4 separate regions of the Homo sapiens genome follow, and all the other regions are linked to region 2. Evidence: chromatin contacts called from ENCODE Hi-C or POLR2A ChIA-PET data. All regions are on one chromosome and are shown on one strand. The core of a region is the stretch at or near the end of the contact, and the rest is flanking DNA. Distances in the headings are between cores, read along the strand shown. Region 1 holds the start of PRXL2B (peroxiredoxin like 2B). Region 2 holds the start of GNB1-DT (GNB1 divergent transcript). Region 3 holds the start of C1orf159 (chromosome 1 open reading frame 159). Region 4 holds the start of AURKAIP1 (aurora kinase A interacting protein 1).

Region 1 (3,353 bases), core at 530-3,029, 700 kb before region 2:
CTTGGCCTGTCAGGAGTGGGTACAGCCTGAGTCAATCCTAGAAGAAAGGCTCCTGGGAGCTCCCACCACCCCCCGGCCTGTACACCCTTGACCCGCACACACCTTGGCAGCCACATCACGCACGGGCTTCCCCAGAGCTGCTGGGAGGATGCTCAGGCTGTTGTACCTGCGAAGACACCAGGTCGCTTGGCCAAACTCCGGAGAAGCCTGGGTCCAGAGCCTGCTCCAGTGTCCATGAGACCAGTTCCTAGGTCAGGCCCCACCCCACCCACCCGCCTCACCAGGGCTCAGAGATGGCACAGGCGACCAGATCAGTAGCCAGCCCAGCCCACCGGCAGGTTGGACACCGAGCCCAGTGGCTGCTAGCCGAGGGTCCACAGAGGGTGCAGGGAGCATGGATGGGGCCCCAGGCTGGGTGTGCCCAGGGATCTGGCTCAGCTGGCAACTGCCAAGCAAAGGAAGCAGCCTGTGGCACAGACACCAGAAAGCTAGGATGGCCCCTGATGGGCCACGAGGCTCCACCCCACGAGGTGGTCTGGACACCGAGAGTAAGCCCCGGACGAGGTGGCTCATTACAGTCACCCAGCACCCAAGAGAAGGCCTGGCAGAAGGGCTGGTCAACAGTGCCACCAGAGCCGCCTTGCCCAGGAAGGCCCGAGTGGACAGCACCACAGAGGGCAGCAGGGAGAGGAGGTGGCAGGGAGCGGTGGGAACCCCTGGGCCCCCCACCCCACGCTACCCAAGGGTTCCCGCCCCCACTCACCGCTTGAAGCCTAGCTCCTTGTAAAGCTGCTTGCTCTCATCCAGGTAGAGCTCTGGAAAGCGGAAGCCACATGTGTGTGCCCCAGGCGCAGAACCAGCCCCCAACCCACTCACCACAAAGAATCGCCCTCCTCCTTCCGACCCTCTGTTCCTCTGCCCACCCTCCGTGCTCAGCCCACCCCCGCAGGGCAGGGAGGGGTAAAACGGGGCTGAGTGTCCCCCCTCCCCTCAGAAGAGGGGCTGAGTCCCAGAGGCAACAGGTGGAGCCGGCGGGGCAGAGCTCGTCCAGACTCTGCTGCTGGGCCCAGGTCTGTGCAGGGCACCACCCAGCCACCAGCTGCGGGGCGGGGAGGCAGGGAGAGATGAGGGACGCTGACCCGTGGGCATATCAAGGCCGCTCCAGCAGACAGAAGGGCCGGGGTTGGGCAGGAAAGGGCCCCGAACGCCCTGAGCTTAGGGAAGGGTATGTGCGCCGCCGCGGCGGGGAACAGGACGCACCTCCCGCGAAGTAGTCGCCGTCCAGGAACTCCTGCAGACCCAGGGCCTCGGGCCCTACGCCCACCAGGCGCACGCCGTGTTGGTCCAGGAGCCCAGCAAGGCTGCTGAGGTCCTGGGCGATCCAGCGGCACACCACGCACCCGAAGCGCCGCAGCCCGGCCACCACGCACGCGTGCTCCCGCCACAGGCTCCGCAGCTCCACGGCCTGCCGGGCGGCTGGGTCATGGGCGCGCCCCGTTGCCCCCAGCCCCGCCCAGGCCCCGCGGCCCCCACCACCCCATCGCTGCCAGGACGCCCGGGCAAGGAGCCAGGGACGCGCCCACCGCCCTGCGTCCACCCGGCCTCACCTCCCCGGTCACCGCATGCTTCAGGATGCACGCGCCCACGCGAGCAAGGTCCACCGTGCTCATGGCGGCCGCTGCCAGCCCTGGTTCCCGGCTCCCCGACTCCCTGTTCCCCGCTCCCGGCTCCTCGCTCCTGGATCCCCGCTCCCGGCTCATAGATCCAGCCCCAAGCCCCGCCCCGAGATGCCCCGGTCCCGCCTTTCTTGCTGCCGCCGAGGCCCCGCCCCTTCGGGCTCGTCTCCGCCCCGGGCCCGCCCCCAAGATGGCCGCAGCGCGCCCCGGCCACGCCCCCGACCGCACCCCGAGCCCTGCTCCGCCCCCTCGGATTCGCCCCTAGTCCCGCCTTGTTTCCCCTCCTACTCCAGGCCAAGCCTCGAGATCGCGGCGCCAAATCCTGGGTCCGCCTGCTTCGGTCCCTCCCGCCTCCTCAATCCGGGCCTTGCGGGACAGTTGCTGTCCCGCGTCCTGGTCCCGCCCCTAGCCCCGCCTCTCCGTTGGGCCGCCGACTTGGACCCCGTCGGCCATTGGCGCAGCAGGCGGAGCTGGGCGGTGCGGCCCTCGGTGCGCGGTGCGCCTGTGCGGAATGCGGCGGGAGGCGGGCAGCCGGCTCGGGGTCGTCCCGGGGGGCGCCGGGGAGCGGCTGGGTACGGTGGGCCCAGGGGTGGTCCAGGGAGCGGCGGGGGTCTCCCTGCGGCCTCGCGCGAGACTGGGCTGGACTCAGGGTTGAGGGGAGAGGGTGAGCGCAGGGGTCGCGGGCATAGGGGACCGCGGGCCGGGGTCTCCCGCGGGGCGGGGGTCCCAGCAGTGGGGGGCGGGGGGGTGCGAGGGCTTAGCCTTTCCACGTGGCCTGGTTTTCGCTTGAAAATCCCCGCAAATGCGGCAGCATCTCAATTATACATGGACGCGATGTCTTTAATCATGAAATACTGTTCATGTCGTGCCGGTTGCATATCAGCTTTTAACCCGCCAAACCTTGGGGCGAAATAGACCCCGGGGAGATAAGCACAGCTCCCAGAAGTGCACTGCGGGTCAGGTGCCTGGCAGATGCGTCCTGTTCCTCCCCCACTGCAGCCCTGTGATAGCTTTTGTCACCGAGTTGGGGTGAGGGCCGGGTCACAGCTTCACCCGGCCTGGGCTCCCACCTGAGCGGGCCCGGCCTGGCAGAGTCTGTGCTGCTGGCACGGGTCCTCACTCCCCAGGCCCCAGGACAGCTCCAGGGGCCTGGGCGGGCTGGAGAAGGAAGGGGGAGCCCCCACACTGTATTCCAAATAAAGAGAGGCCCCGGGGGGGTGCTGCTGCTTCGCCTGTGCCCTCGCCCTGGGGTGGTGAAGGTCCAGACTGCGAAACGGAAGTCGTCACTATGTCAGAAAGGGCAAAAAGCAAAACAAGGAAGGGGAAGCACTAGGAGGGAGGAGCTGTGGCAGCTCCAGAGCCCAGGAGTGCAGCCCCCAGAGACCAGGGCTACCCCTCTACCGTCTCGGGCTGTGCAGGAGGGGCCCTCTACCCTCTGGAGTTGTGCAGGAGGGGGCCCCTCTACCATCTGGGGCTGGGCAGGAAGGGCCCCCCCCCACCGTCTCAGGCTGTGCAGGAGGGGGCCCCTCTACTGTCTCGGGCTGTGCAGGAGGGGGCCCCTCTATCTTCTGGGGCTGTGCAGGAGGGGGCCCCTCCACTGTCTCAGGCTGTGCAGGAGAGGGCCCCTCTGCCGTCTGGGGCTGTGCAAGCAGTGAGCAAGCTGCCGCCTCCTTGGGA
Region 2 (3,445 bases), core at 37-2,536:
GAGGGAGAGAGAAGGGTGGCAAGGCGTGGGTTCCCTGTCTGGTGGAGGCTCCCCTAGGTAGGGGGAAGCGCGTGGCACGGAGGGCAGGTGGCGGACGCATCTGGAAGCCGCACTTACTGTGTGTCCACTTTCTCACACAAGCACCATGCACACAAAACAAGAAGGAAAACGTCAGCTGAGAGAGGCGGGTGGTGTCCCAGGGTGTGGAGAGAGTAGAAGGTGGGAAATAGGTGTTGGAGGTGGCATGGCCCCTTGAGGTTGTGGCCCTGGTTGAGGGGAGGCCCAGTGGATGAGGTTGGGTCTCTCTCCCCTTCAGCTGTGCTGGTGCAGGCCTGGAGGAAAACGGACGCCAGGTTTGGTGTGGAAGGGGAGCTCGGAGGCGATGAAGGCCCAGGCAGGTGGAAGGTGGTGGTTGAGGACCGGGGAGCAGGGCGCTGGCTGGGGAGAGGCAGAGTGAAGAAGCCGAGGGTGAGGGGCAGCCGGAACTCAGCTGGAAAGACAGCAGGAGGCGGTGGGCGCAGGGGCGGGTTCCATGGACGTTCTGGAGGCTTCTGAGGACACCAAGCCTGGAAGCCAGGACATGTGGCCTTCTTGACTTCGTTCCCCTTCCTCACCTGGAGGTCTCCAGTCCCCGCTGTCCACTGCTCAGCGGCATGGGAGGAGTCCGCGGCCTTACCCCGACACTCCCGCCCACCGGCCCCCGCCCCTGCCAGGCGGCCCTGCTCGCAGCAGCGCGAGGAGCCACGGGGTGCTGCCCTCCTCCGCAGCCCGAGGCCCACTTCACACGCACTGAGCCCAAGCGCGAGTCTCTGCCCGTCAGCCGCGTCTGAGCTCGCCGCAGTCCCTGCTTGAGAGGCCGGGGGGCACCTGCGCCTGCCCGGGACCCTGACCTGCTAGCGGGGCCTGTTGCCTCCTCTGCAGGAAGCGATCTCGCCCGCGGTGCCCCCACCCGCCCCGTCCCCGGAGGGACCGCCCCCGCCCGCGGCCTTCCCGCCCCTGCCCTGTCGCTTGAGTGCCCCCCGCCCGCCGTTACCCCACCCCCGCCCCTGGAGGAGCCCCCGCCCACGGTTACCCAACCTTACCCTGTCCCCGGAGGGCTCCACGCCCGCGTTCCCCCCGCCCCATCCCAACTCCGAGGGTCCACTGCCCCGGTCCCCATCCCGCCCGGTCCCCGCAGGGCCGGGCCGCCGGGGGTCTCCCGGGGCAGCGGTACCCGAAGGCAGCAGCACGGCCCCTTTAAGCCGCTCGGACACGCGCTCGGGGCCCGATGCGGTTTGGACGCGCACAGGCGTGCGCGTGCCCGTCGGGCCTGGCGAGCGCGCGCGACGCGCGGCGTGCGTGGTGACGCGAGCGCGTGGGGTTTTCCGAGGCTGCGGGCAGGGGCCCGCCGCGCCCATCCCGATGGCTGGAGGCGTCTGAGGGGCGGACGGAGGCGGCGGCGGCGGCGGCGGGAGCGGGAGCGGGCGGCGAGTGGGGAGCGGGGCCGGGAGTGGAGCAGCCGCCGCGGCGGGACTGGACCGAGCCTCGCCGGCGCGCACCTGCCCGCAGCGCCCGCGGAGCGCGCAGCGCGGCCCGAGCGCGACGACCTGCCGAGCGGCGGCCGAGGCGGCGGTGTGGGCGCGTCAGGCCGCGACGAGGGCGCTGAGGTGAGCGCGGCAGCCCCCAGCCCCGGACCCGGGTCCTGTTCGTCCACCCGCCCGCCCTGGGGGCGCCCGCCCCGCCCCCACCCCACCCGCCGGTCGGGGCCGCGTCTTCCTGCCCCGCCCGGGTGCGGCGGGCGGCGTCCGAAGGGGGGGCCGGGGGCTGGGGTCCGAGGTTCGGGGTGCAGGGTCGGGGTCGAGGGCGGGGTCTAGGGAGAGGAGCCGGGGTCCCAGGCCCAAGGCTGGGGGCCGAGTTTCGGCACCGGGGTGCGGGGTTGTGTGCGCCGCGGGCGCTTCCCGTGGCGGCGGCCGGGGCCCCGGGGGCGCGGGTCGGGCGGGGCCGGGCCCTGCGTGGGGAGCCGGACGTGGCTCTCGGGCCCGCGGCGCGAGAACAAAGGCCGGGCGGGCCTGCAGGCGGGGCGGTGTCGGCGGCCGGAGCCCCCGCGCGGGCCGCCTATCGGGGTGACTTTGAGGGCCGGGCGGCCGCGGGGCGCGAGCGTGGGGAAGGGGAACAATGAAATGGGGAAGCCGGGCCGCGCGCCGCGGTCGGAGTAGGGATTTAAAGCGGAAGCCGGGCGCGGCGTCGGGAAATGGGAAAATAACGGTTTCGGCCCTTTTCGCTGTGTCGAGCCGCTGAGGCAGTCGCGCTGTGGCCTCGCCCTTCTCCTGCCGAGGCCCGGGTCTGTCCGGCGCTGGCGCCCCGCGCGTGTCGACTCGAGGGTTGCGCGGACCCCGGCCCGGCCCCGCGAATGAATGGGCCCGGTGGCCGCGCCAAGATGGCGCTCCCACCGCTGCCTTTGTGGGGCGGCCGCCGCCGCGCCGAGTTTCGGGGCCCGGTTTGCGATATTCCGAAGGCCCGAAGGTGGGGGAGAGGACAGGAAATAGCACAAAGGCTGGGTGTCTTCCTCTTGCCTGGATCGGCTTTTCGGCTGGAAGCGGGGTGGGGGTGGGGAGTGGGGAGATCTGTTGAAAATTCCACAGGGCTGTCGGCTGAGGCTTTTGACTTTTAAGAACCTGCTATATTTTTTCTTGTGAATCGATAGTTGATTCAAATGATATTTTAACATTTCTTGTGTCCGTTAAATTACATGGTTAGCATGCAGAAGCAGTATCAGCTTTTGTTTGCTTAATTCATCTTCATGGAAGCCTTTTTTTTTTTTTTTTTTAAGAGATGGGATCTCTTTGTAAAAGAGATCCTGTTAACCAGGCTGGTCTCGAACTCTGGGGCTCAAGCGATCCTCCCGCCTCAGCCTCCCAAAGTGCTGGGATTAGCGGCCTTAGCCACCGTGCCCAGCCTGTCTTCATGGAAGCTTTTTCTTAAGATTGTGAAATGGGCTCCTGAAGGAAAACGCCGATGTTAAAATTTGTGTTTTGAAAAGGGAGTTGGTGTACATTTACAGTTAGGGTGTACAGTACTGGACTTATGGGTAAATAGTGTAGAAATGGTAACCTATGGTTTTCTTTTGGGGAGCATTGGTTCATTGTATTTTCATGTTGCTATCTATCTGATAACATTAGTCTCAAATAGTATTAGGTGATTAAGCAGTTGCTGGTGAGATTATTAATTAAGAAAATATGAAGATTATTTTTCATGATTAGCAAATGGACGTATTAGTTTTGTGGAAAGTTTCAGTGAACTGCATACTGAATAAGGTCTTTGGAGCAAGCATTGTTATTGATAAGGTTTTTGCATAAGTTATTTTCTAATCTGAAGTGATAGTCTTTTGGGAGAGGGAGGAGCTCTTTATTGAAAGTAAGGTTTTAATTTTCATGCTATTGACATGCATAGTCTATTCTGGATTCTT
Region 3 (3,181 bases), core at 627-3,126, 780 kb after region 2:
GCCCAGGAGTTTGAGACCAGCCTGGGCAAAACAGACCCCCGTCTCTACAAAAAAATAAAGAAATATGTGTCAAGGCATGGTGGCACACACCCGTGGTCCCAGCTACTCTGGAGGCTGAGGTGGAGGATCGCTTGAGCCTAGGAGGTCCAGGCTGCAGTGAGCCACGATCATGCCACTGCATCCAGCCTGGGTGACAGCGTGAAATCCTCTCAAACACAAAAAAACAAAAAGGAAGTGGAAACACTGGCTCAGCTCCACAATGAGTTGCCGCAGACGGCAAGAGCCTGTGGCACAGACTGGACTCCGAGAAGGGGACCGCGACTGTGTCCTCCCCGTGGTCCTCAAACGTCGCCCAGGCCAGGTTCCTCTTAATGGGACCGACACAGAAGCTGCACGTCCGCGGGCGCATGGCCGGAAACCCTGCAGCTGTCAGCGAACCCCTGGTGCTGGGCGCCCACGCCCAGGTGTCCCACGGCCAGACACTGGTGGCATCAACTCCTCCAGAGGCCCTGAGGGAACCCTGGGATGGACCCTCAGGCGAACACTGTCCCTCTAAAGAGAAGACACAAATGTGACTTCCCCAGCTGTCCCCAATACTGTTTACAAAACATCCTCACGCTGTTAAGATGGGGGCTTTATTTCCATTGAAATCTCTGGCATTTAAACTTGGGATGGAACCCGGAGGCGGCGTCCATCAAGGAGGAACAACCCCAAGGCGCATGCAGGACGGGCCTGGGAGCTCCCGGGAGCAAGGGAGCTGGGGGGTCTGGGGGCCTGGGAGGTTGGGGGGTCTGGGGGGTTGGGGGGTCTGAGGGGTTGGGGGTATATGGGGGGTTGGGGGATCTGGGGGTTTTGGGGGGTCTGAGGGGTTGGAAGGGTCTGCGGAGGTTGGGGGGGGCCGCGACACCTGCAGCGCCCCCCCACCCTGCGCGCTGGCCCAGCTAGGAGAGGGCCCGGGGACACCGACAGGATTGAAGCCTTTGATGAGCGGACGGACGTCCCCAGTTCCTTCGGGGAGCTCCTTTAAACATGTTTGCCGAAAGCTGCGGGCGCCGCGGGACGCACAGAGCTGTCTTTTCTCCGAGGGTGGCTCAGAGGCAGAGCCCCGGAAAAACCCACGCGCCCGGCCTGTGGGGCAGCGACGCCGCCCAGACCCCGGGGCCGCCGAGACTCACGGGGGAGCGTCCTGAGACCGCAGAGCCCTGACCCGTCCGAGAGGCGAAGCCCCGGGAGCCCTCTGGGTCCGAGCCGTCCCAGTCCCGCACCCAAGGCAGGGTCTCTCCCGCCGCGCTCCGACACCGGCCGCCGAGGTCCCAGCACTGGCGCCGGCCGCGGACCTGGGGCGCATTTGGCGGCGGCTCGCGAGGCGCTCGGGGCGCTCCGTGGGTCTGGAGGGCGCTGGCCCCGCGCGCCCGCGGCCAAACCTGGTGCAGCCGCGCCGCCTTCTCCGATGAAGCCGAAGCCGCCCCGGCCGCCCCCAAACGCTCCGCCTCCGCCTCCGCCTAAACCGGCGGAACGCTAAGGACGCCGACGCTTGTGCGGTCGCCCGGGAGACCCCGACGACGCCCCGCCCCGTCTCCCGGCAACGCCAAGCAGCCGGCGCGCGAGGAATCCGGGGGAATGTAGTCCCTCCGTGTCAGGGACCCGAGACATGCGCTGGTTCTTCTAGGACTACATTTCCCAGGGCGCTTCGCGCCCCGCCCCGGCGCCCCACCCACGGCCGCGCGCGATGGTACCACCAGGCGAGGGCGGCTCTCGCGCGGGCCGCCGGGAGTTGTAGTTTTCTTTGGGAGCTGCGGGGCCTGGCGCCGGGGCCGGGGCGGAAGAAAGACTACAAGTCCCAGGGGGCGCGGCGCCACCGCCTGAGGGCGGGGTGTACGAAAGAGAAACCCGGAGGGCGCCGGGGTGAGTGAGGGGCTGGGGGCAGGCGTGAGGGTAGCGGGTTGGGGCGCTGGGGTCCGTCTGGGCGGCCGGGTCGGCGCAGGGAGTGCGAGAGGCAGACAAAGGTCGGCGGCCCTGGCCCGGCCCGAGGGACGTTCCCTGCGCGTCCCCCATTGTGCGGCGCGCGGAGGAGCCGCCAGCGCCTGGGCCCGCGTCCTCGTCGCCGCCTCCCAACGAGCCTGGCCGCGGTCCTATGGGGGAAAGGCGCCCGGGCTGAGCGGGACGCCTGGGGAGGGGAAGGGGCGTCTGAGGAGGGCAGGGGGACCCCGGGGAGGGGTGGGGAGGGGGTCCCTAAGGAGGGGAGGGGGTTCCCGGAGCGGGGAGGGGGGGTCCCTGGGGAGGGGAAAGGTTCCCGGGGCAGGGAAGGGGGTCCCTGGGGAGGGGAGGGGGTCCCTGGGGAGGGAGGGGGGTCCCTGGGGAGGGGAAGGGTTCCCGGGGCAGGGAAGGGGGTCCCTGGGGAGGGGAGGGGGTCTCTGGGGGAGAGGGGGCACCTGGGGAGGGGAGGGGGTTCTCGGGGCAGGGAGGGGGTCCCTGGGGAGGGGATGGGACGGGCGCCCGGGGGAAGAAAGGGGGCGCGTTCGCCTCGCCTTCCCGGCAGCCGGGAGTGGGGGCACCGGCGCGGTCCCCGGTGTCCTAGAAGTCGGCCACGATTCAGGTCTTTTTCCCGCGAGGCTTTAGGATTTGTTTTTGTCCGTTTGTCACCTGGAGTAGCCGAGGGCTAGTCGGGGTGCAGTTTTTCGGGAGCGCGTGTTCCGGTGGCAGCGAGTCGATGATTGAGTTTGGGTGTAATTTAAGCCCAGGTGTTCGGGGGCATTTCTTACCGCGTTTCAAAGCAAACGCGGCTTCTTCCCCGGGAACTATTTTGTGGCTGAATTCTTAGCCGCCTCGTCCTGTTAAATTTCAGGATGTCAAACTTGGCCTCCTTTTTTTGGTTTTCATTTTTCTTAGTATTACCAGGGTGTGCAGAGAAGGCAGAGCTGCGTCTTCCTCTTTTATTTTTCCGTAAGTTACTGGGGTACAGGTGGTGTTTGGTTACTTGGTTACATGGGTAAGCTCTTTAGTGGTGATTTGTGAGATTTTGGTGCTCCCATCACCCGAGCAGTACGCACTGCACCCTATTTGTAGCTTTTTATCCTTGTCCCCCTCCCACCCTTCCCTCCGAGTCCCCAAAGTCCAGTGTATCGTTCTTAGGCGTCTTCCTGTTTCCTGATGGCTTAACCTGGGAAACCCTCGCAGAGGG
Region 4 (3,469 bases), core at 651-3,150, 520 kb after region 2:
ACACAAGCATCTGGCGCTTCCAACAAGTGTTCCTGCCACTCCTGTGGGCGGCAGCCAGTCAGGTCTGGCCCGGGCATTCATCGGGGTGGCCACTGTCTGCAAGCCTCCCGGGCCGGCTCCATGCAGCTCCTGTAGCTGAATGATAATTCCCCAGCCTTGTAGCAGCTGGGTCCTGCTCTAGCTGGGACCTTTCCCTTTTGGCCTGGAGCCTATTGGGTACAGGGACCCCAACAGAGTGGTCTTCCTCACTTCACCTCCCTGAAATTACTTCCTGAGAGGGGGAAGGACACCCTGGTTCATCCTGCTCCTCAAGACTTTCTCAGACTGAAATGTCCACATCCCGTTTCTTCTACCAGTCCCTAACTCAGGGGAGGTACTTATATCTGCACGTCAATGCCTCAGAAGCCTGAAGGCCAAGGTTGCCAGCCCAGGTTATTTCTGGTTCTCTGGTTCTTCTCAACATGCTCACCTGTTCTCTGATGGATTCTTTGCATCTCCCTGGACCCCAGCCGGGTGAAGACAAACACAGGGGCACCAAGGTGAGGGCTGCTCTGGAGGCACCAGTCTGCTCATTTACGGCCAAATCCACTAGGGGAAGCTGTGCAGCAGGGGTGAAGGGCGGGCCCGCAAATAACGTTCGTAAACCTTCCTGCTTGGAGTCCCAAGTAGCCCCTCTGAGGGGTAACGTAGAGTCATCTGGGGACCTCAGTTGTAGAGGTGGGCCTGGAGCCTGAACTTTATGTCCTCACACTGGCCTATCCTACCTGTCACTCACTGCTTAGCCAGGCTGGGCCCGGCAGATGACCTGGCCTTTCCACTTCCTGCTAAGCGTCCCTGGAAGACCCTCCTGCAAGGCAAGTCTCCGAGCAGGCCCAGCAGGCTCTGCTCCACACCCCTCTCCCACCAGGCGCCCCTGCAAGTCCATGCTGGGGTCTCTATATTAGCCAACCTCACGGAGGTCAAAGGGGCCTGTCTGGAGTAGAAAGGTGAAGCTACACGTTGGCAGCGCCTACTCTGGGGAGCATCATTAGGGGCTCAGCCAAACCCAATCCACCAGAGAGGCTGCTTTTAGTTCTCAGACAAAAAGTGTGAGTCTGATTTTTATTTTATTTATTTATTTATTTTTTTGAGACAGGATCTATGTCACCCAGACTGGAGTGCAGTGGTGCGATCTCGGCTCACCGCAACCTCTGCCTCCTGGGCGCAAGCGATTCTCTTGCCTCAGCCTCCCGAGTAGCTGGGATTACAGGCGCCTGCCACCACGCTAGGCTAATTTTTGTAGTTTTAGTAGAGACGGGGTTTCACCATGTTGGCCATGCTGGTCTCGAACTCCTGACCTCAGGTGATCCACCAGCCTCGGCCTCCCAAAGTGCTGGGATTACAGGCCTGAGCCACCGCGCCCAGCCTGCGTCTTATTTTTTTTTTTTTAACCCCAGGAATGAGGAGTCGGGGAGGCCCGGTACCGCAGGCTCAGTGCTTATTCCGGGTCCTTGGTCTCTAGCAAAAACGGGGGAAATAGCTCTAGACGCTTCCGCCTTCCACGTAACTCCACTTCCGTTGCCAGATACGTCACTTCCGTAGTCTTGAGCCCGCACTTCCGTCGGCCCGTTGGGAATCCGGCCCCTGGGTGGTCCGGAAACGATTCTGGACCTGCGGGTATATCCAGGGCCCGCACCCCCTGGGATTGTGGGAAATGTAGTTTTTTGCCTCCGTAAGGGACCAGGCGGAGCTGAGGAACCGCGCGAGGACTGGGACCGTGATTCCACTAACCGGAAACCGTCGCCTTTCGGGCCCGGCGGGGCCTGAGCCAATGCAGAATCGGGGGCCGCGAGGACGCCAGCGGGCGCTGTGCGTAGGAACCGCCGGGTGGCCGCTGCCGATCGGGGCCGACTTGGGGACGGACCGGAAGTGCCCGAGGGCGGCCGCAGAACGGTCAATTTGAGCCGCGTCGAGGTCGGGCTTGGGAAGGGTCAGCGGGAGGCCTGAGGGCGCCGGGCGCTGCGGCAGGCGGGCCCGGGGTCCAGCCGAGAGGGTCCGGGCGCCAGGCAACGCGATTCGCGCGGGGGTGAACCCGGGGAGGGGGCCGGCCTCCCCGTTCTGGGACCTTTCGGTGCGTCCGAGCGCGACACCGCCCGCGTCGGGGGCTTGGGAGCCTCGGGGCGCGAGCTGTGTTGGAAGCAAAGTCCTCCTTGTGGGTTGGGGTGGCGGAGGGAGAAGGGAAGCGAGGGTCGCGGCGGGACCAGACGCCCCAGTCCCGGCCCGCCCGCGACTACTGAAGGCGCTGCCGCCTGACCTGAACGGGCACTTGTGTTCCAGCTCCCCTGGGACCTGTGGCCGCCGCCCACAGACCATGCTCCTGGGGCGCCTGACTTCCCAGCTGTTGAGGGCCGTTCCTTGGGCAGGTAGGAAGCCGCGCGGGGGCGGATGGGAGGATGCACACCTGGTTAGGAGTGCGGGTCTCAGCAGCTCCGCTGGGGCAGGGCCGGTGGCCACACACACACTCTTTCCCCTCTAAGCTTCCGATGCTCACAGAGGGAACCTCAGGGGTTCAGGCCAGGAATGAGGTGCGGGGGATCCTCGCTGGGACGAACCTGCTGCTCCTCAACCCGACGGGCCTGTGTGGTCTCGCGAGCGGTGACCGTGGCGTCTGGTTTTCTGCAGGCGGCCGCCCGCCTTGGCCCGTCTCTGGAGTGCTGGGCAGCCGGGTCTGCGGGCCCCTTTACAGCACATCGCCGGCCGGCCCAGGTAGGGCGGCCTCTCTCCCTCGCAAGGGGGCCCAGCTGGAGCTGGAGGAGATGCTGGTCCCCAGGAAGATGTCCGTCAGCCCCCTGGAGAGCTGGCTCACGGCCCGCTGCTTCCTGCCCAGACTGGATACCGGGACCGCAGGGACTGTGGCTCCACCGCAATCCTACCAGTGTCCGCCCAGCCAGATAGGGGAAGGGGCCGAGCAGGGGGATGAAGGCGTCGCGGATGCGCCTCAAATTCAGTGCAAAAACGTGCTGAAGATCCGCCGGCGGAAGATGAACCACCACAAGTACCGGAAGCTGGTGAAGAAGACGCGGTTCCTGCGGAGGAAGGTCCAGGAGGGACGCCTGAGACGCAAGCAGGTGAGTGGCCCCCTGCTTGGCCCTGGGAGGGCAAAGTGCTGAGAACACGTTTCTTTGCCACGAATTACTTGGCGGTCCCTCTCTCTGCGTCTTGCAGATCAAGTTCGAGAAAGACCTGAGGCGCATCTGGCTGAAGGCGGGGCTAAAGGAAGCCCCCGAAGGCTGGCAGACCCCCAAGATCTACCTGCGGGGCAAATGAGTCTGGCGCCGCCCTTCCCGCCCGTTGCTGCTGTGATCCGTAGTAATAAATTCTCAGAGGACTCAGCCTTTCCTGCGGGTCTGGAGCTCCATTTGCCGGGTGTGAGGTCTCTCAGGATTGAGGCTGCTGCCAGTCCCAGGTGTTGCAGAAGACCCGGGCAGCA

What was found. Hi-C counts contacts between places; a loop is a spot of excess contacts on that map. ChIA-PET counts read pairs that join two places held with the same protein, here RNA polymerase II (POLR2A). Pooled maps may share reads with other maps.
Region 1: a pooled map shows a loop between it and region 2 (5-fold over the local background). The contact joins the promoter of PRXL2B here to the promoter of GNB1-DT in region 2. A Hi-C loop is called at or near these places in 3 of 37 single-sample maps with no recorded cell type and 6 of 50 pooled maps. POLR2A ChIA-PET finds 5 or more read pairs at or near these places in 2 of 52 experiments (GM12878 and activated CD4-positive, alpha-beta T cell).
Region 3: a map of naive thymus-derived CD4-positive, alpha-beta T cell shows a loop between it and region 2 (18-fold over the local background). The contact joins the promoter of C1orf159 here to the promoter of GNB1-DT in region 2. A Hi-C loop is called at or near these places in 1 of 168 maps with a recorded cell type or tissue (naive thymus-derived CD4-positive, alpha-beta T cell), 1 of 37 single-sample maps with no recorded cell type and 9 of 50 pooled maps.
Region 4: a pooled map shows a loop between it and region 2 (7-fold over the local background). The contact joins the promoter of AURKAIP1 here to the promoter of GNB1-DT in region 2. A Hi-C loop is called at or near these places in 1 of 37 single-sample maps with no recorded cell type and 8 of 50 pooled maps. POLR2A ChIA-PET finds 5 or more read pairs at or near these places in 5 of 52 experiments (BJ, GM10248, WTC11 and 2 more).

Annotation. Positions count from the first base shown.
Region 1 is chr1:2,585,203-2,588,555 of GRCh38, reverse strand. It overlaps PRXL2B (peroxiredoxin like 2B), which reads right to left and starts at 1,779. Exons shown (of 7, transcript NM_152371.5): 1 at 1,608-1,779; 2 at 1,261-1,465; 3 at 764-815; 4 at 103-166; 5 at 1-6. The coding sequence starts at 1,670. RefSeq lists an enhancer at 339-971.
Region 2 is chr1:1,889,021-1,892,465 of GRCh38, reverse strand. GNB1-DT (GNB1 divergent transcript) reads right to left here and starts at 1,286. Exons shown (of 2, transcript NR_168264.1): 1 at 1,083-1,286; 2 at 1-566. It overlaps GNB1 (G protein subunit beta 1), which reads left to right and starts at 1,379. Exons shown (of 12, transcript NM_002074.5): 1 at 1,379-1,646. RefSeq lists silencers at 595-844, 905-1,004, 1,125-1,314, 1,875-2,064 and an enhancer at 3,367-3,445.
Region 3 is chr1:1,114,784-1,117,964 of GRCh38, reverse strand. It overlaps C1orf159 (chromosome 1 open reading frame 159), which reads left to right and starts at 1,876. Exons shown (of 10, transcript NM_017891.5): 1 at 1,876-1,905. RefSeq lists silencers at 1,206-1,255, 1,296-1,415, 1,586-2,185.
Region 4 is chr1:1,373,638-1,377,106 of GRCh38, reverse strand. It overlaps AURKAIP1 (aurora kinase A interacting protein 1), which reads left to right and starts at 1,900. Exons shown (of 4, transcript NM_017900.3): 1 at 1,900-1,953; 2 at 2,317-2,402; 3 at 2,662-3,107; 4 at 3,205-3,371. The coding sequence starts at 2,351. The coding sequence ends at 3,306. RefSeq lists silencers at 1,910-2,089, 2,110-2,159 and an enhancer at 1,209-2,114.